Regions from separate parts of the Mus musculus genome. Here regions 1 and 3 are each linked to region 2. The links are chromatin loops, found by intact Hi-C in ENCODE. Cell type or tissue: left cerebral cortex. All regions are shown on one strand. Each heading gives the region's core, and the rest is flanking DNA. Links, peaks and the distances in the headings are about the cores only.

Region 1 (7,428 bases), core at 756-5,755, 120 kb before region 2:
GGAAGGGTTTATGTCAGCTTACATTTGTAGTCCATCATGCATGGAAGTCAGGCAAAAACCTGGAGGCAGGAGCTGAAGCAGACACTGCCGAGAGGGAACTCTGTAAACTGGCTTGCTCTCATGGCTTGCTCAGCCTGCTTTCTCATACCACACAGGACCACTTGCTCAGGGATGACCCCGCCCACAGTGAGCTGGGGCCTCCCATATCAATCATTCATGCCCTGTGAACAAGCCTGCAGGCCATCTGACAGGGGCATTTTCTCAGCTGGGGTTCTCCTCCCCCAGATGACTCTAGCTTGTGTCAAGTAGGTAAAATTAGCAAGACCAGGAGACTGGGCTGAGGTGTATCATCTGTTTCATCTTTCATCTTTCCCAAACCCCATGTTTTCCTGAGTTCGTATGGCTTGCCTAACTATAAAACTAATTTTAAAAATCTATATGGTTTGAATTTGAAAGTTTGATTCCAGCTCACATTTTGGACCCCTGCTTACCTGTTGGTGGTAATGTTTTTGAAGGCTGTAGACCAACTTTAGGAGGTAGGACCTAGATGTAGGTCACTGAAGGTGGGTTTTGGGGGGAGAAGGAGTATTAAGATAGGATCTCTACACAGCCCTGGCTGTCTTGGAACTTACTCTGTAGACCAGGCTTGTCTCGAACTCACAGACATCCATCCACTTGTCTCTGCCTCCCAAGTGCTGGAGGTCCCAAAGTCCTGTGCCACTGTGCTTGGCAGGAGTGGACTTTTGAAACAAACACCAGCAACTCCTCAAAAACTTGGTTAGTTACATAAAATGCAGAATTCTCCATCATGCGGCCAGTCTGTTCCTCTTGCCTTCTGCCTTACACCTGAGTGGATGAACTGACCCCCTTGGCTCCACAAAACTTCTGAGTCTGACTAGGAAGTGGGAGAATAGCTCTTGTGTTCCATCACTGTAGTGCACGGTCATTTAACAAGGGCCACTCTCAGCCAGGCGTGGTGGCGCACGCCTTTAATCCCAGCACTCAGGAGGCAGAGGCAGGCGGATTTCTGAGTTCGAGGCCAGCCTGGTCTACAAAGTGAGTTCCAGGGCAGCCAGGGCTATACAGAGAAACCCTGTCTCGAAAGAACCAAAAAAAAAAAAAAAAAAAAAAAGAAAAGAAAGAAAGAAAAGAAAACAAAAACAAACCAAGGGCCACTCTCTGAAGATGGCAGGACCAAATCTAGTGCAGAAAAGACCTCTTGTAGCTGTAGTCTAGAGACGCTGCAGCTCTGATTGGCTGTTACTCCATCCAGAAAAGAGGTCGGTTTCCTCACGTGATGAAGCCTGACCCCGTCACGTGATGAAGCCGGACCCTGGCTCCAGGCGTTATCCTCACCCTGTGTACTGTGGGTCCTCTGGTAAGTGAGTCTGTGTGTTCTTTTCTCGAGTCTTACTCTTGGGAACTATGTGAAAAATAAATAATTTTAATAACCACAGAACTAGGCTGGCTCAGTGGTTAAGAGCGCTGGCTGTTCTTCCAGAGGACCAGGATTCTATTCCTAATATCCACGTGGTGGCTTACAACCATCTGTAACTCCAGTTCCAGGGAATCTGACATCTTCTTCTGGTCTCCCTGGGCATCAAGCACTTGTGTGGTGCACAGATACACATATAGGCAAAGAACACATACATAATTTTTAAAATGTTAAATACAGAACTATGGGCTGCGATGTGTCTGCGGCAGAGCCTAGTATCACCCCAGGTTCCATCCTAGACCCCAAAACAAATCCTCTTGCTAAGGCCACTTCCATAATGTGTTGAGTTCTATGCCTCCAGCTGTGGGGGAGGGGTTTCCAGAAATGCTCTCTGCCTTGTAATTCCCTAGTGTTTTCCCAATTCCCAGAGGGCAAGTTCAACCCCACTATCTGCAGACCATCTCTCTGTCTTGGGAAATTTTAAAAACTAAAAAAAAAAAAAAAAAAGATGTATATCTTTAAGAATCACATTGCTGTAAAAGGACGGCATGGAACAGCAATTCCTCCCCTGTCTTCTCTCTTTCCTCTTCCAGTAAAAGAGACATTTCCCCCAAGTGTGCGCTCTGCCCCGCCCCCTCCTTTCTGTTGAAGAGGCAGCGAGCAAGCGCATCCTCTCTCCTCCCGCACCTGCAGTACTCAGTAATGGCCGCCTAGGAACTCAAATCAGTACACAGACTTCTTCCTCCTCCCCCACCCCCACACTCTGTATTATATTTAGTCCACCATGTGACTTACACATAGGCAGTCTCCCAGGATCCGGCACTTGGGTTGTTTTCACTGTGGCTGTGAGCGTCTCAGAGGTTTTCTGTCATGCTGCATAGATAAGCGAGTACCTTACAGTGTGTGCTTGTGCTGTCAAGGGGGAAGTGCAAGGTTATCAGGTTCTCTCAAATGACCATCGGAGTATGATGTCCAACCTTGGATCTGGGGTTCTTTGCCAGTCTATTAAGTAGGGAAAAATGGCATTACTGGTTTTTATCTTACATTTCTCTCTGAGTTTGTATTTCACTTCTGTTCATGTGTTTAAAAGTTCTTTAGTATTTATCTCCTCCCTCACCGTGTGTGTGCATGTCTGTCTGTTTGTCTGTCTGTGTCTAGATCCCTTCTTCTACAGTGTGGGTCCTAGAGGTCCAATTCAAGTCATAGGGCATGTTCTTACCCACTGAGCTATCCCCCTGGCCATTATTATTTTTTAAAAAGATACTGTTTATTCAATGTATATGAGTACACTGCAGCTGTCTTCAGACACACCAGAAGAGGGCATCAGACCCCATTACAGATGGTGGTAAGCCACCATGTAGTTGCTGGGAGTTGAACTCAGGACCTCTGGAGAAGCAATCAGTGCTTTTAACCACTGAGCCACCTCTCCAGCACTATTACTATTATTATTAACAACAGGGTCTCTCTATGTTGCCTAAGCTAATCTTGAACTCACAAGAGTTCCTTCTGCCTCTGAATGCTGGATTAAAGGTGTGCACTGTCATGCCCAGCCTAAGGTTTTTGTCTATTGTACTAAATTTAGTCATTTTATTTAATTTCTGGGTTTTTTGTTTGTTTGGTTGGTTGGTTGGTTTTTGGGTTTTGGAGGTGTTTTTGTTTTTTGTTTTCTGTTGTTTGGCTTTGTTTTGTTTTTAATTTACAAACAACGTGCCCTTGTAAAGATCTGCGTGACCACTAGAGGGGGAAACGACTCCAAGTTTAACAGAGGCAGCACCTCCCAACCTCGACCTTTCTCATCAAGTGTTAAGACTTTTCTTCTAGCCTCACTGTGTGTGACTGGGCACAAAGGCTTCTGCCCATACGGATTGCACACACTGGTGCCACAGCTCCCTCCTGGGTCCTGATGACCCTTCCCATGCCCTGTGAATACCTGGTAACTGAGCCGTGTGGGTCCTTCCTTTGCGGTCTCTGTACTTGGCTTGGACCCTGGGTGGTCAGGTCCTTTAGGAGTCTCTTCCTCGACCGCTCCTGCCTCTCGCTCAGACTCAGGGACTCTGAAGTCCATCTCATCCCCAGGCAGCTATCGACCGCCTGTCATGTCTGCTGCTTAAGCCACCGTTAGCCGGCTTCCTACACTTGACCTCTAATTGAATTTCCTTGGAAACTCAGTGACAAGATTGATTCCGCCTAATTGAGTCAGAGATGGACTCTGGGTGCCATTCATACTGTCCGTGTCTGCCTGGGGCTCTCTGGGCTGAGGCCCCCAGACTCTCACCATCTTCATCTCAGTAAGGAACCTTTTACTTTAAAGGATCCTGCGGCTCTTTTTGGGGGGAGGCAGGGATAGGGAGGCAGGCCTCAGTGATCAGAGGACAGGAGATGCTTGTTTCTAAATTTGCTTTGTGTTCTTGTTCAGGTGCAATTCTGAGGGAAACAAAACAACCCCAGACCAGAGCGGAAGTCCTGGCTTGCTCAAAAGCAAGTTCAGAGATGAGTACAATGTACAATGTCGTCTGGCTTCTAGGAAGTCGGCGACTTAAACTTTTCTTCTTCTCCTTCAGTGTTCCTGGTATGACTCAGTAACGCAAAGGCAAGTGAGGGAAATGTGGGGGCTGCTGGGCTGTCGATCGCACGGCACTAAGTTCCAGGTAGACAGCAGAGAGACGCTCTGGGTGCCGATGTGTGGTAGGGTGGTCACAGACTTTAACTACATATCCCGAAAAGCTAGAGAAAGAAGCGTGGGTTAACAACCGAGATCAAGAGCCCTTCCCCCACCCCTTGGGTTATTGGGATAAAGGTTAAAAATTGTCAGGAAAGAAAATGATGAAGTCTTTTACTGTGGGTCAAATCCTTGTCACAAGCACCCCGCACACATTCCCCCCCCCTTTCAAAAGATGAAATCTCTCTGGTGGGGTAAATGGGAGACCTTATTGATCGCTGTCAGACTTTTCCCAATGCCCTGCTGAAGCAGCAGCTGCCAAGGCCAAAGCCAAGCACCGATCCCAGGACCCACAGAGAGGAAGGCTGGAGCAGGAACCACAGAAGCCATCTCCTCAGTTCTTGAGTCCGCTGATACCGCGAGTGCTATCGCCACTTCTGCTGAAGGACCTGCGGCCATTTCCAGAGGCAGTGGGAGCTGACAATCAAGTCGCCTGAGTTATTTATCCTGCTGTGGCCACGGCAATCACTGACAGTGTTAAAAGCCCTTGTAGCTACCTGAGGGAGATTCAAAGCTGGACAATGACACTGGGAGGAGACTTTAAACCTGTTGCAGACATCCCACAGACACTTCCTTTCCATTGAGGGGAGCTAACATGGCTGTCTTGCCTACCACTCTAAGACTGGAGACTTTTGGGAGCCTCTGTCTACGCTGTGCCAGCTTCAGAGGACCCTCAGAGGACCAGATCCACTGCATCTTCAGATAGCCCCTCCTACAGGTGACAACCCAGTGAGGAAGAAGCCCCCATGACAGCTAGTAAAAGCACTGGCAGATGAAGGATGCTTCTCTAGCAGCCTGGGAGCCCTCCCTTCTATAAACTACCTAATTTCATCACAGAAGGGTTTTTCTAGTCATCTTTTGTCTTTATCACAGGTAGAACAGGTCAAACTAGTTGCATGAAGTACAGGCGATTCCTGGGGCGGCTAGTTCCAAGCACACTAGCACCCCGCCCCCAGAGGGGTACAGAAGAGCCCAGGCAAGAGCTGTGAGCAGAGACTTCCAAAAACAAGAGACTCCCGAAGACCAGAGGTAAGCCCTTGCCCCGGAAGCACTCATGGGTCCTGACAGCCATCAAGATGCTATCCAAAGCTGCAACACCAAGGACTGAGGGCCTAACAGAGCTAGAGTTACAGCACTGGCGAGCACGGAGCTGTAGCTCGATGAGAAAGGTGTTCTTAAACCCTCGGCATCTCCTTATAGATGCCGGCAGAACAGCTCCACAATTAAATGAAAGCAATCCTCTCCAAAGACAGTGACCATCTCACAGAGTAAAGAGAAACACTTCAGACACCTAGAACACCAGGGGGCGTATGTGAGGCGTTGGTTTCCTTTACCTGATACATCAGTCCTTCCGCAGACCAGTGTCCTCTGACTCAGTCCAGTTTTATCTGCAGATGGCATCAGATCCCGCAGGCGACTGACCCACCATACAGCATAGCTGAGCCTTCAGATTCACTGCCTGTAAATCCCCGAGAAGAAACGCTTACATAGAGAGAGAGACCCACTCACCGCAGAATCACAAGCAATGAGGATATCATGTGGTTTAAGATAAAGCAAAGTCTAACTACAGCAATCTGGAAGCCAGAAGGTGTGATTGATTAGCTAAGGATCCCATGCCTGAATCATGGTAACTGATTTAATATCATATACCAGGATCTGGGCATTTGTTTCATTCCCTAAATTTAAAATGACTTCCTATACCTCCCAGGCAGCTAGTTAGCTGGTTTAGGGCATCATCAAAGAAAATGAAGACGCTGAGTGTGATGGCACATGCCTGGGGCTCTAATACTGGAGATGGTCACACAGGCATCACAAATTTGAGGGCAGCCCACACTTCCTGAAGAGATTCTGTCAGAGGAAGAAGTGGAGGAGAAGGAGAGGAGGAGGAGGAGACAAAAAAAAAGTAAAGAGATAAAAGAACAGTAGAAAGTGGGGCTGGCTAACTCCATGCCAACCAGAAAACAACAGAGGAAGGGGAGGGCAATACCCCAGCTAGACACTATGTGCTAGCAAGGAAAGTCTCCATTACCAGGAGTGTTTACTTGTTTTTGACTTGTTGGCTAATGGGATCGCACAGACCTTCAAGAATCACAAACTATCACCAACCCTCTCATTTACCCCCCCCAAATATGACAGTAAGACCCTAATGATCAAATACACTGTATGAAATCTTTTTTTAAAAAAAATGTAAGAGTTGGAGAGTAGTTGGCTTAGTAGTTAAGAGCACGTGTAGGACCTGTGTTTAATTCCCAGCACCTACATGGTGTCTCACAACCATCTGTTAACTCCAGTTACAGGGAATCTCAGGTACACACACGGTACACATACATGCATGCAGGTAAGCACTCATACATTTAAAAAGGTATTTATGGGACTTAGCAATAAAATCATGGTGTTTTCCTAAAGGATAAAGAAAGAGGGATATCAATGGCAGACGCTCCGTCCGAGCTCACTGGTGCTGCACCTTGGTTCTCTGAGCATCCCCTAACACTTGTAAAACATGACAGCTTGCTTTCTTCCTTTTCTCTGATTATATCATTCTTCCTCCAACACGGAAGCTTTGTTAGAATTTTTAGAGCCAAGTTAAATAGGGGTGATGGTCCTTGTCGTGCCCATTTTAAAGAGGAATAATTCATGGTTCCCCATTAAGGGTAATTCTGACTTTTGCTTTTAAACAGTCTTTTTGTCATGTTAAAGAGACAACCTTTTATTGCTTCTAGGAAGCATTTGAATGAAGAATCCCCTTTGGGTATCCATGGAATTAACTGTGTGTATTTTTACAATAGTTTTCCAGGAGTATTATTGGTTATGCTCACACTTGAGCCTTTAGGAGTGAAAAAAAATAGAAATAGTAAAAAGTGTGTTCCTTTTAAAGTTCTGTTAAAGGGAGGCGAGATGGAAGGCAGTGGTATAAAGGATTAAAGGGGAATAATAGAACAGAAAGGGTTAAATGGGGCGGGAGGTGGGAGGGCTCAGGATAGAGGGGGAAACAGGGGAGGGCTACACTGACACTGTGGCCTTTTGAAAAGCCATATGGACACCTGCTACTGTAGAAGCTTCCTAATATACATAGACATATAGAAAAGACTTTAAATGGAGTTGTCCTATAAAGGAGTGACAATACCCCTGCTAGACACCACAGGCTAACAAAAACCCCAGCACTGGGGATAGGTTCCTGCTGCCTAGTGAGGTCCCAAGAATTACAACTGAGTGCCAATTCTTTTGGTTACTTGACACTAAGACCCTACTACCAGAAGATACCATGTGCTCGAGT
Region 2 (7,428 bases), core at 1,103-6,102:
GGCCTTGTTGGAATAGGTATGTCACTGTGGCCGTGGGCTTTAAGACCCTCATCCTAGCTGCCTGGAAGTGAGTATTCTGCTAGCAGCCTTCAGATGAAGATGTAGAACTCTCAGCTCCTCCTGTACCATTTCTGCCTGGATGCTAACATATTTCCACCTTGATGATAATGGACTGGACCTCTGAACCTGTAAGCCAGCCCCAATTAAATGTTGTCCTTATAAGAGTTGCCTTGGTCATGGTGTCTGTTCACAGTAGTAAAGCCCTAAGAAAGACAGGCAGTTCATCAGTGCGCCTCTCACTTCCTATCCAGACTGTCAATCAGGGGAAGGAACTGGCTAGGAAGGGACACTTTGCTCTTGGGTTCATATGGACTTAAAGGTAGGAGTTGTACGGTAACTTCACGCTTCCTAAACTGTTTCTGATTTATTTTATATGTGTGAATTCCTTGTCTGCAAGGATGTATGCGCACCACTGTGTGCTAGTCCCCTCAGGCCAGAAGACAGCATCAAGTCCCCTGGAACTGCAGTTATGGATGCTTGTGAACTACCATTCGGGTCCTGGGAATTGAACCCTGGTCTTCTGCAAGGGCAGTAAGTGCTCTGAACTGCTGAGCCAGCTCCTCACACTAGTAATGTTCATTCCTGACATGAGCACTTCCTTGTTAAAATCCTGGGCCAGGCACTGTACGATTATTGGGCACACAGGGATGATCTGGGTGGACAGCTGAGTTCCCACTGAGCAGTATTCTCTGAGGGCACTAGATAGCACAGCTCTGGGCCAGGAAGACATGTGGTTGGAGCAGTCCCTTGACAGTCTTTTCTGACCCCATTTATCAGTGCCCCCTCATTTATTCACACTTGAGCTTTGTTTTATAGTGTTTCCTATGTGCTTACAGTACCCATGCCCAGTACTTTGCATATCTGTTTGGTCTCTGAGAGGAGGACCATTGGGTCCCTTAGGTTTCAGGCTCTGCTTTCTTGCACTCCTCATGCACTCTCGCTGACCTGTCATAGGATGCTGTTCTAGTAACAACACAACTGTGTGCTCTCCACTAGATCACCTTTGAATATGGATGCAGCAACCTTATCCAGATGTCATGCCTGGGCCTTATATAGTCTCCAGCCTAAATGAGCCAGAAACATTTGAGCCTTGGCTACAAGACACAACCAGATCAAAAAAACTCTAGGAGAGAGTTGGGTGTAGTGGCGCACACCTTTAATCCCAGCACTCGGGAGGCAGAGGCAGGAGGATTTCTGAGTTCGAGGCCAGCCTGGTCTACAAAGTGAGTTCCAGGACAGCCAGGGCTATACAGAGAAACCCTGTCTCGAAAAACCAAAAAAATTAGGAATTCCTGTTGAAGGAACACAGCAGATGTGATATGGGTTGACACCGATCATTAAGATGGTCCCAGGCAGGCTGGCGAGATGGCTCAGCAGTTGAGAGCACTGACTGCTCTTCCGAAAGTTCTGAGTTCAAATCCCAGCCACCACATGGTGGCTCACAACCATCCATAATGAGATCTGATGCCCTCTTCTGGAGTGTCTGAAGACAGCTGCTTTGTACTTACAGATTAAAAAAAAAAAAAAAAAAAAAAAAAAAGATGGTGCCAGACACCCTGTTTGTGACTTCTCAGGCTTTTAAAGTCCTGTTACTTTTGTATGAGTGCAACTGCTACTGTAGGCAGGGGTTTGGGCTCTTTGGGAAATCTGATGGAAAAAAAAATTTTTTTAAATAGCACACATGCGTGCACACATACACACACAGGCATATATATTTAGAAAGGTTCAAGATGGCCCGGGCTACTTGCCATGAGGTAGAGCCTTTTTCTAATTGGTATTTTACCTTCAAGGAATATATGCTTATTATCCCCAATGAAGTGTGTCACCACCAGTTTGTAGAAAACTGACAATTGGGTCCTTTGAAGGGGCTATGATTTGCTGAGGACAACTGCTCTTAACATTTTGTTCTTTACCCATCTCCTTCCAATACACACGAAACAGTTACCCCAAAAGGACTTATCCCTATACCCATATTCTCTGCTTTCCAGATCTCAGCTTGAAACATGAGTCACATATTCCTCATGTCAAATATCCAGTTTTAGAACAAGACAGCGCCTACTGAAAGGCCTCATAACAAAATAAGCAATGGGTATTAATAAACCAATTGGACATCTTGTTCCTCATATGTCTACCCCTCCTGCCCCTTCAATGGTCCCCTCACTCATTCACACATCAGCTTTGGTTTTCAGTGTACCTCTAGTACCTTAGACACAGCTAGCCAGGTGTCCTGGGTGTTGTTTTTGCCACCTTGACACCACCAGAGTTATCTAGGAAGAGGAGCGTCAGTTGAGAAGATGCCATAGTAGGGCATTTTAAAATGAATGACTGGTATTGGAAGCCCGAGTCCACTGGGAGTGGTGCCAGCCCTGAGCCAATTGCTTAACAAGCCACGGGGAACAAGCCAGGAAGCAGCAGTCTTCCATGGCTTCCAGCCTTGAGTTTCTGCCCTGGCTGCCCTTCATGGTGGATTACAACTGTAAGCTTAAAAAAACCCTTTCCTCCCCAGGTTGCTTTTGATCATAAGACACTGGGCACGGGGGTACATGCCTACAGACCCGGGACTCAGGAGGCTGAGACAGAAGGATGGGGAGTTTGATGCCAGCTTGGATTACATAGTGCGACTGTCTCAAAACCTGCCTAAGTCAGTACTTCGGCCCGACCAGTCGTCTTACCCAACACTGGAGCCTGAGGCTGCAGCTTGGAAGATGTACTCTTTCCCCTGTGAAGGCCAAAGGGGACTAAATCTAGCCCTGGCCCAAAACAAAACATGATATCCTCCTTTCATCTCTAAAGTACACCTCAGGCCACACCCACCCGCCCCTCTAACAATGCTTGGCTACTCAGCCCCAGCCCCAGCTGTGCACACAGCCCCGTTCCAAGCCCGCCACTCACCCCACCCAATAAATGACCTTTTAAAAAAGATTTTTTTCTTAAAATGTGTACATGTAGATTACAGAACAGTCAATGTTCTTAACCGCTGTGCCATCTCCCTAGCCCCGTATGTGACTTCTTAAAGTACTTATGTATTTATGGAAAAAAAATAAAATCAGGCATAAACTTTATGCTAACAGAGTGGTGGTCATGCAGGTTTTCTTCCTACTGCCCTCCCGGACCTCCCCTCTGTGGCCCCTTCTAACTTCTCCGACGTTGGTGTCACAGCCCTACTATCCTCAATCTTTAGTCATTAGAGCCACCTGGTGGTCATAGAGGAAATCACAAGCAGATTACCCACAACTGGTCTTTTTTTTTTTTTTTTGGTTTTTTGAGACAGGGTTTCTCTGTCTGTATAGCCCTGGCTGTCCTGGAACTCACTTTGTAGACCAGGCTGGCCTCGAACTCAGAAATCCACCTGCCTCTGCCTCCCAAGTGCTGGTATTAAAGGCGTACGCCACCACCGCCCGGCTCAACTGGTCATTTTTGAGTCCTTGGCTCTGTGGCAGGAAAGAAATAAAACCACGCCTGTAGGTTGAGACCACAGAATAGGGCCAGGCATGCTTCTGTCTCTCAGTCCCACCTTGCCTTCAAGACACATCAGACCCACTAGTTATTGCAGATGAATTCTGAGCTCATTCAGTCGTATTTATTGAGCAGCAGCTATGTGTTCAGCAATGAGAATACAGAAAGGAATGAGGTTTCTGCCCTCATGAGCTTACAATCTAGCAGCCAGCCAGCCATTTTCACCCAGTCTACACAGTTTGTTTTTTGTGGGTTTTGTTTTTGTTTGTTTTTTTGTTTTTTCAAGGCAAGGTTTCTCTGTGTAGCCCTGCCTATCCTGGAACTCACTCTGTAGACCAGGCTGGCCTTGAACTCAGAAATCTGCCTGCCTCTGCCTCCTGAGTGCTGGGATTAAAGGCGTGCTCCACCACTGCCCGGCTCTGTCTACACAGTTTTAAAGTGATAATAAGAACATAGAGAAAATGCATACTGCTAAAGTGGGGCCAAAAAAGACAAAGAAAAAAAACTGACTAGTTAGGATTCTCAAGGTGCAAAGCAGAAGGGTGTGGTGGGCTGAGAACAGCTTCTCTGCTAACTGAGGCAGGAGGAGACCTCACGGCTTGCAGGACAAGGACTGTGAGGGGGCGAGGAAGGCAGGGCCTGACTTGCGCAAGGCTTCTTGAATTTAGGGCTTTATTCCAAAAGCACGAGAAACCCACTGAAGATCCGAGGCAGAAAGTAAGATACTTAAGTTTGTGAAGGCAGAAGTAGAAAATGGGCATCAGGAAGTTTCCCAGTACCAAAGATGGTTATTCTGTTAGACAAAAGGACGGATTCCAAAGAGATGGAGCTGATGAGTGCTTGGGTATACAGGGAAAGGAGTGTGTGTCTAACAAGAAGTTGTGAACAGGCAAGTGACCTCTGAGTCCTGGCGAGCCAGGGCTACATAATGAGTCACACACCCCCGACATGAGACACACCCCCACCCCATCCCAGGAAAATAATCTACAAGTGGGATGTCCTGGAAAAGAGACAAGCTTGGTCAAATGAGCACACCCCAGAGCATTCCCTCAGGATGTCATGGAAGAAACGGCTTTGGCTCTCAAATAGTTTAAATAAGATCATTTATGAGCTTACTAAATATCACGATTGATGGATCCAAACAATTTATGGACTCTTAGGTTGCATGGGACTAAGTGAACGACTTCAGCATCAGCAGATTAAGAAATCGCTGAAATCCGGAGTTTGAGCCCCACCTCAGCTCAGCTTCCTACAGTCACCTTCTCAGAAGACAGTGTGTCCCACCCAGTGTCTCATGGAGGTCGTGGCACCGCACCCTGCGTCCCAGGCCACCACTGGGAAGATGCAAGCTCCTTGACTCTTACTTGCCTGTGGCTGCTGCAGGGATGTTCACTTACCAGTTACTATGTTGTTGTTTTGGTTTTGTTTTGAGACAGGTTTTCTCTGTGTAGCCCTGGCTGTCCTGGCATTTGTTCTGTAGGCCAGGCTGGCCTGGAAATCATGAAATCCACCTGTCTCTGCTCCCCGGTGCTGGGATTAAAGCCACCACGCCTGGCACTATTTGTCTGTTAGTCTTAATTCCCTTCCTCTGTTAGGGATAAAGGGAACCAGATGAAGTCAGTCACCATGAGAGCTGTGTGCCTCTCTTAGCTCCCCTCTTCTGACCCCAACAAACCTCTTTTAGGGTCACCATTTGACAAATCCAACTGTCTTCCTTGTTGTCTGTTAGTGGCAAGGCCTACTGGAAAAAAAAAGGTACCCATTTGTGGGTCCCTCACTACAATGTCTTGAGCTACAGGCCCTTTCTCCATTCTGGTTTTTCATAGAGTCAGGAAATACCTATCTTCTTGCACCCAAACAGTCAGAAATCCTATGATATCAACAAGGAAGTAGCCTCAGTTGCCAGTGCTTGGCTGAAATTTAGCCTTCCCTGCCTTTGTCTCTAGAGTACTCTCTTAACTCCCTTCAAACACAACAAATATTGAGTACACAATAGGCTGACATATCCCCATCAGGCAACAAGCCTAGGACAAGCTCACATTCCAAACACAGGGTTTGAGAGCAGCCGTCGGAAATGCGCGAGCACTAGGCAAGGCTACTGAGGATGCTCCTTTACACTGGAAAATGCCTGACTTTCAGAGCTCGGCAGGCTTGGGCACTGTGGCTCTGCCGTAACTGACAATGTGCACTTGTGCTACAGAACCTTGGGAAATTCCTAAGGAATTATCTGTGAAATAGATAATTAGTCTTAATTAAGAATAATGTAGTCACCTTATAGGATAGCTGAGTTGAACAGTGTAAAACTCCAGCAAAATCTCAATCCTAAATTAACTGCATTCACGTTTCCTGGGGCACCAACTAGTAAAGACCTTTAGAGAAGAAGTCAGCCACCCACCTATGATTGGTGATGCTAATTTCCAAATCCTGTCTTTGTAAATCTCACCTTCCTACATCACATTCTCACCTTTGCCAAAAAAGTTCTTCCATCCCTTCGTCACTGTGTCTCTAACTACTAAAAAGTTTTGCCTGAGCCTTACTTCCTCCTCATATTCCTGAGAGACTCTAGCTCTCTTACAGGGATTCTTTCTAGGACCCCTCTAATACTCTTTGAGCAAATCACCCATGAACAAAGGAGCCAGGGATAAGGCCCTTGCATGTCAGAAAGGCCCAAGAACCACGGACTGATTCTCAGAAGGGAACAGAGGTGTAGGCCAGGCCCCACAGACCCACACCTCTTTCCCTCAAGGCACAGAAAGAGGCAAACTCCAACATCTTGAGTCTACACGCACATCTCCTTTCCTAGAGCTCTGTGAGGTCATCATTGAAGTAGAGCAGTATTGCAGGTGTGTGAAGTTTACCATCCATGTTAAGATAGTCAAACTCTTCTTCCTCATCCCGGATCCCGTTTTCTTCCAGGGTTTGATCCATGTTCAAATTCTTCCCATCGTATTTCCATGTGTAGCTGGCAGCATGTGCATTATAGGGGAGATAGCGGTGTAGGATTTCCCACATTGATTCCTGAGCCCCCACCTGAAGAATACAGAAGTGTCCACCTCTAGAATTCTGCTTGGAACAGACACACAGATACACACACACACTCCAAAGGCCAGAAGGGTCCTTAAACCTAGATCTTTCAGGATTTGCTCTAAGGAAACTGGGAATAATAATAATAGAAGAGAATCAGTCGGGGCTGGTGAGATGGCTCAACAGATAAGAGCACCCGACTGTTCTTCTGAAGGTCCTGAGTTCAATTCCCAGCAACCACATGGTGGCTCACAACCATCCCTAACAAGATCTGGCGTCCTCTTCTGGAGTGTCTGAAGACAGCTACAGTGTACTTACATATAATAAATAAATAAATCTTAAAAAAAAAAAAAAAAAAAAAAAAAAGAAGAGAATCAGTCACCAGAAATGACAGAGCTTGAATCAGAGTGCCTCCATTACCAGATAGCACTCTTCAGGCATCCCACAGTCCCAGGTAAGGAAAGTTGATGCTACAGCATACTATAAAGACACCAAGTCCTATCACTTCTAACAAATAAATGACTCAATAGAGTCAAAGCTGGTGTCTCTCATTTACAATGGGTCCATAACAGCATATAAACCCTTCCAAGGACCACCACCAAGATGCTGGCCTAGAGCTATGAAGGAGACTGAGGGAGCTGTAATACAAACATACTTCTGGAATTTCCAACTCTGGGTACCAGGACCATCTGCTTTCCTCTGTCGTGTTAACTCCCAGAAATGATTTCTGGTTCCTCTAGTACGTCCCCAGGCGCCAGAGCTCACCTGCAGTGTGTGCTCCTGCGTTGCAAGAGTGTTAATAATACGGATGTTCCGGGTCCGAGCAGACAGTCGTCCCACCTGGTAATTTGCCCCCTTCCACCAGGGTACTCCGAAATCATTGGCCCA
Region 3 (7,428 bases), core at 756-5,755, 67 kb before region 2:
TGCTAGTCCCAGTCCTCAGGCTTATCCATCAGACTTGCTTCTCTACCCAAGGCCCCTCATTTCTAACCTTGCCACCTTCAGAAGCAAGCCTATGCCTCTCACCTTTCTGCGTGTAAGCTCTGCATCCAGTGCATCCCTCAGCCCCTGAAAATCTGGGGGGTTGGTGGGGGGGCCGGGCCGAAGGCTAGTGTAGCGGGGAAACAACTCTTCCAGTGCCGGGGCAGAGCTGGATGGAGACAGGTCTTGCAGAGGCCGGGTGCTGAGCAAGCCAGAGAGAGAATGTCAAGACTGGGCAAAACTTTGAGACCCACTGATCCTACTGTGGTATTCTATATAGCAGAGAACCAAAAAGTGGAGCCACCAACAGGACAGAGGATTCTCTGTGAGGTCCCTTCCTCCAACCACTCCCCTACAATGAGGCCTAATAACAGCAGATACAAGCTTACTCTTCTAGGAAAAAATGGGCTGAGGACAGAGAGAGCCAACGACTAGACAGCTACTGCCCAGGTTCCAGAAGGAAGAGAGAAAGAAGAAAAGCCAGCGACAAGATTCTAGATCTCTAGGAAGTGCACAGGAGGGGATGGGAAGTAGGGAGTGGGAGGAGAGCAAGTGGGGCCAGAACCACCCCAGGAGCACTCACTTGAGCAAGGTAGCTGTGCTATCACTGTCAAAGGAGTCCTCTTCCCGTCTCTCTGAACCAGTTCCTAGAATGAGGGCCCAAGAGACTCCAAAGTAAGAACCAAGTAGGAACAGCGGCCATTTAAAAAAAAAAAAAAAGAGGCCCTTCCAGTTCAGCTCTCCACTCCCCAAATCTTTTCCCAGAGAATGGGCACTTTTTCTTCTCGTCTTTTCTTTTCTTTTTTTTTTTTAAAGATTTATTTATTTATTTACTTATTTATTTATTTAATGTGAGTGTCTTCAGGCACATAAGAAAAGGGCACTGGATCTCATTGCAGATAGCTGTGAGCCACCATGTGCTTGCTGGGAATTGAACTCAGGACCTCTGGAAGAGCAGTCAGTGCTCTTAAGCGCTGAGCCATCGCTCCAGCCCTCTTCCAAGAGCTCCTGCTTACCTTCTCCTGCCCCTACACCTCAGCTTTCCTCTAGAGCGCTACATAGCTGAGCTGACTTACGATAGGCAGTATCACGGGAGGTATGGAGCATGGTCTGGAGCTGACCCCGAACACTTTCCATCTCAAAGATGTGCTTAGACCCATCCTAGGGGGGAGAAAAAAGAAAGCCCACAGAAGTGACATTTTAACCAGTGTCACCAGCATTCTACGCACTACCAGGATAGAATTTTCAAATGGGCCTTAGAACACTAAGGAAGGCACTCAAACCCGGCTTCACCTTGAACCCCAAACCCCAAATGTTTACAGAGGCCAGAAGGGGAGTAAGTGAATGAAGTAGCAGGTTTAAAACAAGGCTGGAGGGGGACTGCTGTCAACTGAGGAGCAGATGGCCTGTCTAAGCCTGGTGCAGCTGTGCCTACCGGATCCCACACTCTGGACTCTCGCCAGTCCGCACAGCAGGTATCCTTTCCTTTGGTACAACTATCTTCCTACACATGCATGTGCAGTGACTTGCATACCACAAAATCACAAGAATTTCGAGCTGACAGGATCTTCACGTGTGCTGCAGCTGTCCTTAAGTCTCCAGTTCTCACTTGGGTTCAAGAAACCTACTCCCCACTTCTAGGACACCAAGCTACTCTACAGGGGCAGGTGTCTGTCCAAACAAAAACATGCAAAAACAAAGCAAAACCCTAGGAACCGTCATAACTTCCCAAATTATAGGTTTATGCCATTCCCTCAAAAGTATCTTCTGTGAGAAAAAAGCATGAAAGCCCTGTGTGCTTGGAGGAGATCGTTTAAATCTAATTAATAGACGCAAGCCACAGCAAAGCTAACCTGAAAGCCCAGGAACCTAATGCTTTCTAACACCCGAGAGATCTCCAAGACGCACCTCTCTCACCTTTTTCTTCAAGTTGTTTTCCAATCCAACGGACAAGCTGCGACTCAGTTCTTGAGCCAAGCTGTCTAAGCCCTCGTTAGGAGGTGAGGAGGTGGGAGCTAGATACAGCTGGGCCCGGGCCGTGGCCTCAGCTTGGCGGCTGAGATGCAAAGAAGTATACAGTTGGGAGGTCACCTCGGAGGACACCTGGTTCAACCCAGGAGGCTCTGACGAATCGCTCAGGAGGTCCTCAGGTCGGAGAGGAGAACTGGGACTGGGGGCTGCTGTCGCCATGTACAGTGAAGAGACAACTGGACTCAGCAGGGGACTGGGAACTCCTGCCTCAGTTCTGAGAGGGGTCCAAACTTGTGGATAAGTTCACAAAGAAGAAAGATTTGGAAGGGAGGAAGACACTTTGGGTCCTCAACAAATGAGCTTTCTGGTTAGAGGAGTGTCCACTGACTCCAGAGACCATGGAGAGGGCAAACACATTCTTTCTCCCAACTCCTGGGAACGGTTAAAAGCGGATGTGCAAGGCAGAAAGTCAGGGGAATGGTCAGAAGACCTGCATGCAGGGAGACAGAACCGCTGCAGTTCCTTCCTCCTAACTAGGGTCCTGGAAATTGCAAATCAGTTTCGGCACGGGTTAACCATGGTTAGCTTTTTTTTTTCCCCACACTCAAAATGTGCAAACTGAAACAGACCTCAAACCAAAGCTGGCCCAATGTATGTCCCCCAATTGGTTTTAGTGAAGAAAGAGGCAAGACTTCAATGCCACAACACCCCCGTTTCGCCCTTTCTTCACCTGTCCCACCCAGAGTCGACTTCCTCGGATTTCCCCTCTAATCCTTCCTGATAAAAAAAAAGCCACAGCAGAGGTCCATAGAATTCCTCCCTATCCCACCCTAAGAAATCTCAATAAAAGGGGCGCGCGCGCGCACAGACATACACCCGGCAACCAGCCGCCTGGTATTCTCTACCGCAACCACCTGGCTCCGACTACTCTGAGCATGTCGGCCCTGGTTTCCCAAGATGAGGAGGACTGTCCCCCAAGCCCCATAACCTCCACAGAGAAAGACCAAAGGCCAACCTCCCTAGCGCGACACTAGCTTGCAAAACCGTTGGCAGCCTCCCGCCCACCGCTTGCAATCCCGCCTCCAACCGAATTACGTCACCCGCCCGCGAGACCAAGCTCCCCGCACATCACTGGGCTTCAGAGGCCCGGGAACGTGGGCACGCATGCGCGCGGCATCGGCGACCACGGATTGGCTTCAGGAGGGAGGCGGAGTCTAGTAAGACTATCGGGGCGGAGTTAAGGGTTCTTGAGGTTGCCGCTTACGACCCAGCTGGGCTTTATAAACCGGAAGTAGCTTGTCACCCTCTTTCAGAGCAATTCCGGTGAGTCCGGGGGTGGGGTTCCCACCTGGCTGAAGAATCAGGTTCTAGAGAGTTGGGTACCAGCCACTGAGCGAGGCTCTTTATCTTGCAGATGACTGTCCACAATCTGTACCTTTTTGACCGGAATGGAGTGTGTCTACACTACAGCGAGTGGCACCGCAAGAAGCAAGCAGGGATCCCTAAGGAAGAGGTGATCGGAGGGTCCCAGCGAATCCCCAAATGCACATAGTCCCAGTCCAGTCCTCTTCCTCCAAATCCCAAGTCCTTCCTATTCCCATCCTGTCCCCCCTCCATAACCGAGATCTAATTCTACCACCTCTCCCTCCAGGAGTACAAGCTGATGTATGGAATGCTCTTCTCCATTCGTTCGTTTGTCAGCAAGATGTCCCCGCTAGACATGTACGGTGGTTTTAGAGGGGTGTTGAAGGGAGGGCTAGCTAGCCAGCCTTGGGAACAGGAGATATTGTTTTGGAATGGAAGTGGCGTGTGGCCCCAAAGAGGGGAGGGTGTGTTTTAGAGAGGCTGAATCTGGATCGAGAATCTTGAAGCTGGCAGGAGCGGATACAGGAATGGTCTGAAAGTGGGGAGAGAGTGAAGGCAGTTGCAATTACATCGGGGGTGGGGATGACCGGAGGTGTTTTTACTCAATGAACCTGCTACAAACTATCTATATGAATAGGAAGGAGTTGACCTTGAGGGCATCACAAATATTTCTTTGGGAGTGATTTCACTCCTGTCTGAATACTCATTTCTGCAGGAAGGATGGCTTTCTGTCTTTCCAAACTAGCCGTTACAAACTCCATTACTACGAGACTCCCACTGGAATCAAGGTTGTCATGAATACTGACTTGGGCGTGGGCCCTATCCGAGATGTTCTACACCATATCTACAGTGCGGTCAGTGTCAGTAGAGGAACCCTTTTCCTCCTAGAGCCCTAGGAGTCCCTCGGGTTTTCTGCCCTTATCCTTCTGTATCACATCCCTGTTGAACTCAGTTTTCTCCAGAGCCTTTAGCTCCTTAAACAGTAATAGCTTCTCTAAGGGAGAGCTTGTGCAGGTTTTTGGGTTTTTTTTTTATAAATGATGTATTTCTTATTTTAATTATATGTATTGTGTAGAGGGTATGTGTGCACATGAGCACAAGTGTCTGTGGAGGACAGATCCTCTGGAGAATTACAGGCAGTTGTGAGCTGACCAACATGGGTGCTAGGCTCTGACTAACCTCTGCAAAAGCAGTAGTATGCTTTCTTAATTCCTGAGCTCTCTCCACCCCAACCCCACCCGTGTATTCTTATATTCTCGAGATTACACCATGTTTGAGATTGAAAATGAAAAGTGTCTCACATCAGGCTCACACACCCTCCTTTTCGCAGCTGTATGTGGAGTTTGTTGTGAAGAATCCTCTGTGCCCGCTGGGACAAACTGTGCAAAGTGAGCTCTTTCGATCCCGGCTAGACTCCTATGTCCGATCTTTGCCCTTCTTCTCTGCCAGAGCTGGCTGAAACATCTACCTCACCCCTCAGAAGAACCTGTGACTGCCTGGGCCCATCTCACTTGTTACATTGAGAGCCCTTCCATCTACCTGTCTCCGAGAGCTTTCCCCCGAAGGCCTACCACCCACTGCCTTCAAGTCATAAGAATGAAGCTCACAGGAGTCTACGCCAGTTTTATCCCTGCTTGACTCTGTGAGAAACACAGAATAAACTGAATAAACTTTTTGTCACCCTCTGCTGCCTGAGTGTGAGTTCCTGTGGCCCCTCCCAGTGTGACTCACACAAAAATGAGAACTAGGGTAGCCACACATCCCTGAAGCCTATAAAGAGGTTTTCCCAGCAGATTTCTCTCGAGCTGGATACTTTGTTGTGTTTTAGAATTTTAGCAGCAACCTTTGCTACCACTTGATAGATGTAGTACACACATCCTGTCTTACCTTTAGCTGTGACAATGTCTCCAAATCTAGTTTTCTCGGGGAACAAAAAACGCCCTCTCGAGTGCACACCACTGACCGGAATGAAAGCGGACACGATTCAAGTACAGAAAGTGAGAACCCCGTTCCTAAAACGGGATGTTCTGGGCAAGGCACACTGATTATTTAAGTTCTGGAGCTTCTGCAGGCGGAGCTTATGCAGATGAGCAGCGTGTTCTACTCAGAGGCAGGCGGCTCCATGCAGATGAAGGGGCGTGGCCTGAATGTTAATGAGCTGGGCTTGCTGCCGACGCGGCTGGGAGCACAGCGGTCCCGCAGCGGTTCCAGCTGAAGTGGCACCCGTCTTTTGCTACCCCTTGTTCCTGGGTAGCTATCCTTGAAGACCGTCCTCGACTTTTCTTTATCCTTACCCGTTTATCCTCCCAATCCCTTCATCACAGCTCCCAGCACCCGAATACCCACCACTCCGGGCGACCCCACGGTTTTCCTTTCCCACCGCAAGACCCGCGACCTCCAACAGCCCGCCCCCGCGGGCCCGATCCCGTTTGGCGGCTCTAGCTGCAGCCTTCTCAGCCTTCCCGCTCTCCCTGCGATCGCGCTATTACCACCACACCGGTGTCTGCCCTCGGACTTCCCGGCTCCCTCCTCCCGCTCCCTCGGAGCCCCCTCCCCCGCCCTGGCCATCCGGCATGCAGGTGTCTATCGCGTGTACCGAGCAGAACCTTCGCAGCCGGAGCAGTGAGGACCGTCTCTGTGGACCCCGGCCCGGTCCTGGGGGCGGTAATGGAGGGCCAGTGGGCGGAGGGCATGGGAACCCTCCGGGGGGTGGAGGACCGAGCTCGAAGTCACGAGCTGCAGTGGTCCCTAGACCCCCAGCACCTGCTGGGGCCCTTCGAGAGAGCACCGGCCGAGGCACTGGCATGAAATACAGGTATGGGGTGGCCGGGCAGCCTATCCATATGCTCCTCTTTTGGGACCCCTGAGGCTTTCTGGGTTAGCCGCCTAAGACCCCTTCAAACTTAGCTTAAAGGTCTGGCTCACCCCCCCCTCTTCTCTCTCACACGCACTCACTCTCTTCCTCTGTTAGTTCCCCCAACTTTGAAATCAAGTTTACCAAGGTTGACAGAGTCCTGTCATACCTAAACGATGCCCCTGAGTTGTCCTCCTTACCCGTAAAAAAGCGGGGAACGCCTGGATCTCCAGGCTGCTCCCCCCACCCCCTCCAATGGAGTGTCCTTGGGTTGGCGTCCTGGGGAGAGGAGGGAGGGAAACAGCATCTCACTCTGGCCGGTTGGGGCGCCTGACCCAGATATTGCCCCCACCAGCCCCGAAGCCAGTCTCCCTCAACCTTTCCAGGGTAGGATCAGGGCCCTAGAGAGGGAAGGGACATTTGAAAGGATGGACCACATCTTTCGCCCTCATGCTGTAAGACAAGAGTTGGCGGGAAGGGTTGTGAAAATTTTACTTTTAACTCAGAGGACTACCGGCCAGAGACTCTCAGAAGGAGGGTGGGGAGCACTTTTGCTTGGGAATGAGCTGAGGTCATTAATGTGACCCACCTTTGTCCTCCGAAGTATCCAATCTTCTCCCTGTAGCAGCCCTGACTAGGAAGTAGGGCTGTTTAATCTGTGCCTTGGAAAAAGAAGGAGGGTCTCTAGTTCAATCTCAGAGGTCAATGAAGAGAGGAAGAGAGAGAGCTGGACTTTCCTGTCAAAGCCCCCCCCATCCCTGCTGCTGCCTTTACTGACCTCATCAACGTGCCTGAGTTGGTTTACATGTCACCACAATCAGCCACATTTTTCAAATCCCACTACTCCACGCATCACAGAGACGACTCAGACACAGGCAGGACCTCACCCAGGAAGAGGAAACCAGAAGGCAGAGATAATAGGAGGGAACGGAGGCACTGAACAGTGGCTCTAGGGTCAATCGCCTTTGTTCACTTGTTCTTTCAACAATATTCCTAGGGCCTCTGCTATGGGATAGCACTGTCCGCCCCATCAGCCCACTGGGTTTGGTTTCTTTGGACTGAGACCCTTGAGGGCTTGGAAGGACAGGAGCTGGGGACTGATAATCCAAGTCCCCAGTGGAGGCTTCATCCTTTCCTGCTGCTTCTGTATCCTGCAGGAACCTAGGGAAGTCTGGGCTCCG

The links. Peaks named below come from ENCODE experiments on the same cell type or tissue, not always from the same donor. Only the 100,000 strongest peaks of a DNase experiment are listed, where the experiment ranks them.
Region 1: it touches region 2 in a loop (6-fold over the local background); 41 of 42 quality-filtered maps call a loop at or near these places.
Region 3: it touches region 2 in a loop (4-fold over the local background); 12 of 42 quality-filtered maps call a loop at or near these places.

What each region holds. Positions count from the first base shown.
Region 1 is chr11:69,264,302-69,271,729 of GRCm38, forward strand. No RefSeq gene overlaps it. Among named protein-coding and RNA genes, the nearest start is that of Gm40039, 5.9 kb to the left of the region's middle. In left cerebral cortex, for the core only: CTCF peaks have their summits at 2,139, 3,191 (motif pointing right) and 5,451 (motif pointing right); DNase peaks (open chromatin) are centred at 1,776, 2,161, 3,248, 3,442 and 2 more places; H3K27ac peaks cover 1,612 bases.
Region 2 is chr11:69,387,323-69,394,750 of GRCm38, forward strand. It overlaps Cyb5d1 (cytochrome b5 domain containing 1), which reads right to left. Exons shown (of 4, transcript NM_001045525.2): 3 at 7,306-7,428; 4 at 3,855-6,546. The coding sequence ends at 6,316. It overlaps Gm32483 (a long non-coding RNA gene), which reads left to right. Exons shown (of 2, transcript XR_003949707.1): 2 at 1-224. Among named protein-coding and RNA genes, the nearest start is that of Cyb5d1, 4.3 kb to the right of the region's middle. In left cerebral cortex, for the core only: CTCF peaks have their summits at 1,518 (motif pointing left), 3,257 (motif pointing left) and 3,457; DNase peaks (open chromatin) are centred at 2,404, 2,761 and 3,243; H3K27ac peaks cover 533 bases.
Region 3 is chr11:69,320,716-69,328,143 of GRCm38, forward strand. It overlaps Cntrob (centrobin, centrosomal BRCA2 interacting protein), which reads right to left and starts at 3,158. Exons shown (of 19, transcript NM_172560.3): 1 at 1,975-3,158; 2 at 1,134-1,218; 3 at 641-704; 4 at 103-259. The coding sequence starts at 2,247. Trappc1 (trafficking protein particle complex 1) reads left to right here and starts at 3,271. Exons shown (of 5, transcript NM_001024206.2): 1 at 3,271-3,351; 2 at 3,443-3,541; 3 at 3,680-3,750; 4 at 4,109-4,247; 5 at 4,724-5,078. The coding sequence starts at 3,443. The coding sequence ends at 4,852. Kcnab3 (potassium voltage-gated channel, shaker-related subfamily, beta member 3) reads left to right here and starts at 5,543. Exons shown (of 14, transcript NM_010599.4): 1 at 5,543-6,208; 2 at 7,405-7,428. The coding sequence starts at 5,967. In left cerebral cortex, for the core only: no CTCF peak of the experiment used is centred there; DNase peaks (open chromatin) are centred at 1,514, 3,199, 3,858 and 5,512; H3K4me3 peaks cover 3,369 bases; H3K27ac peaks cover 2,698 bases.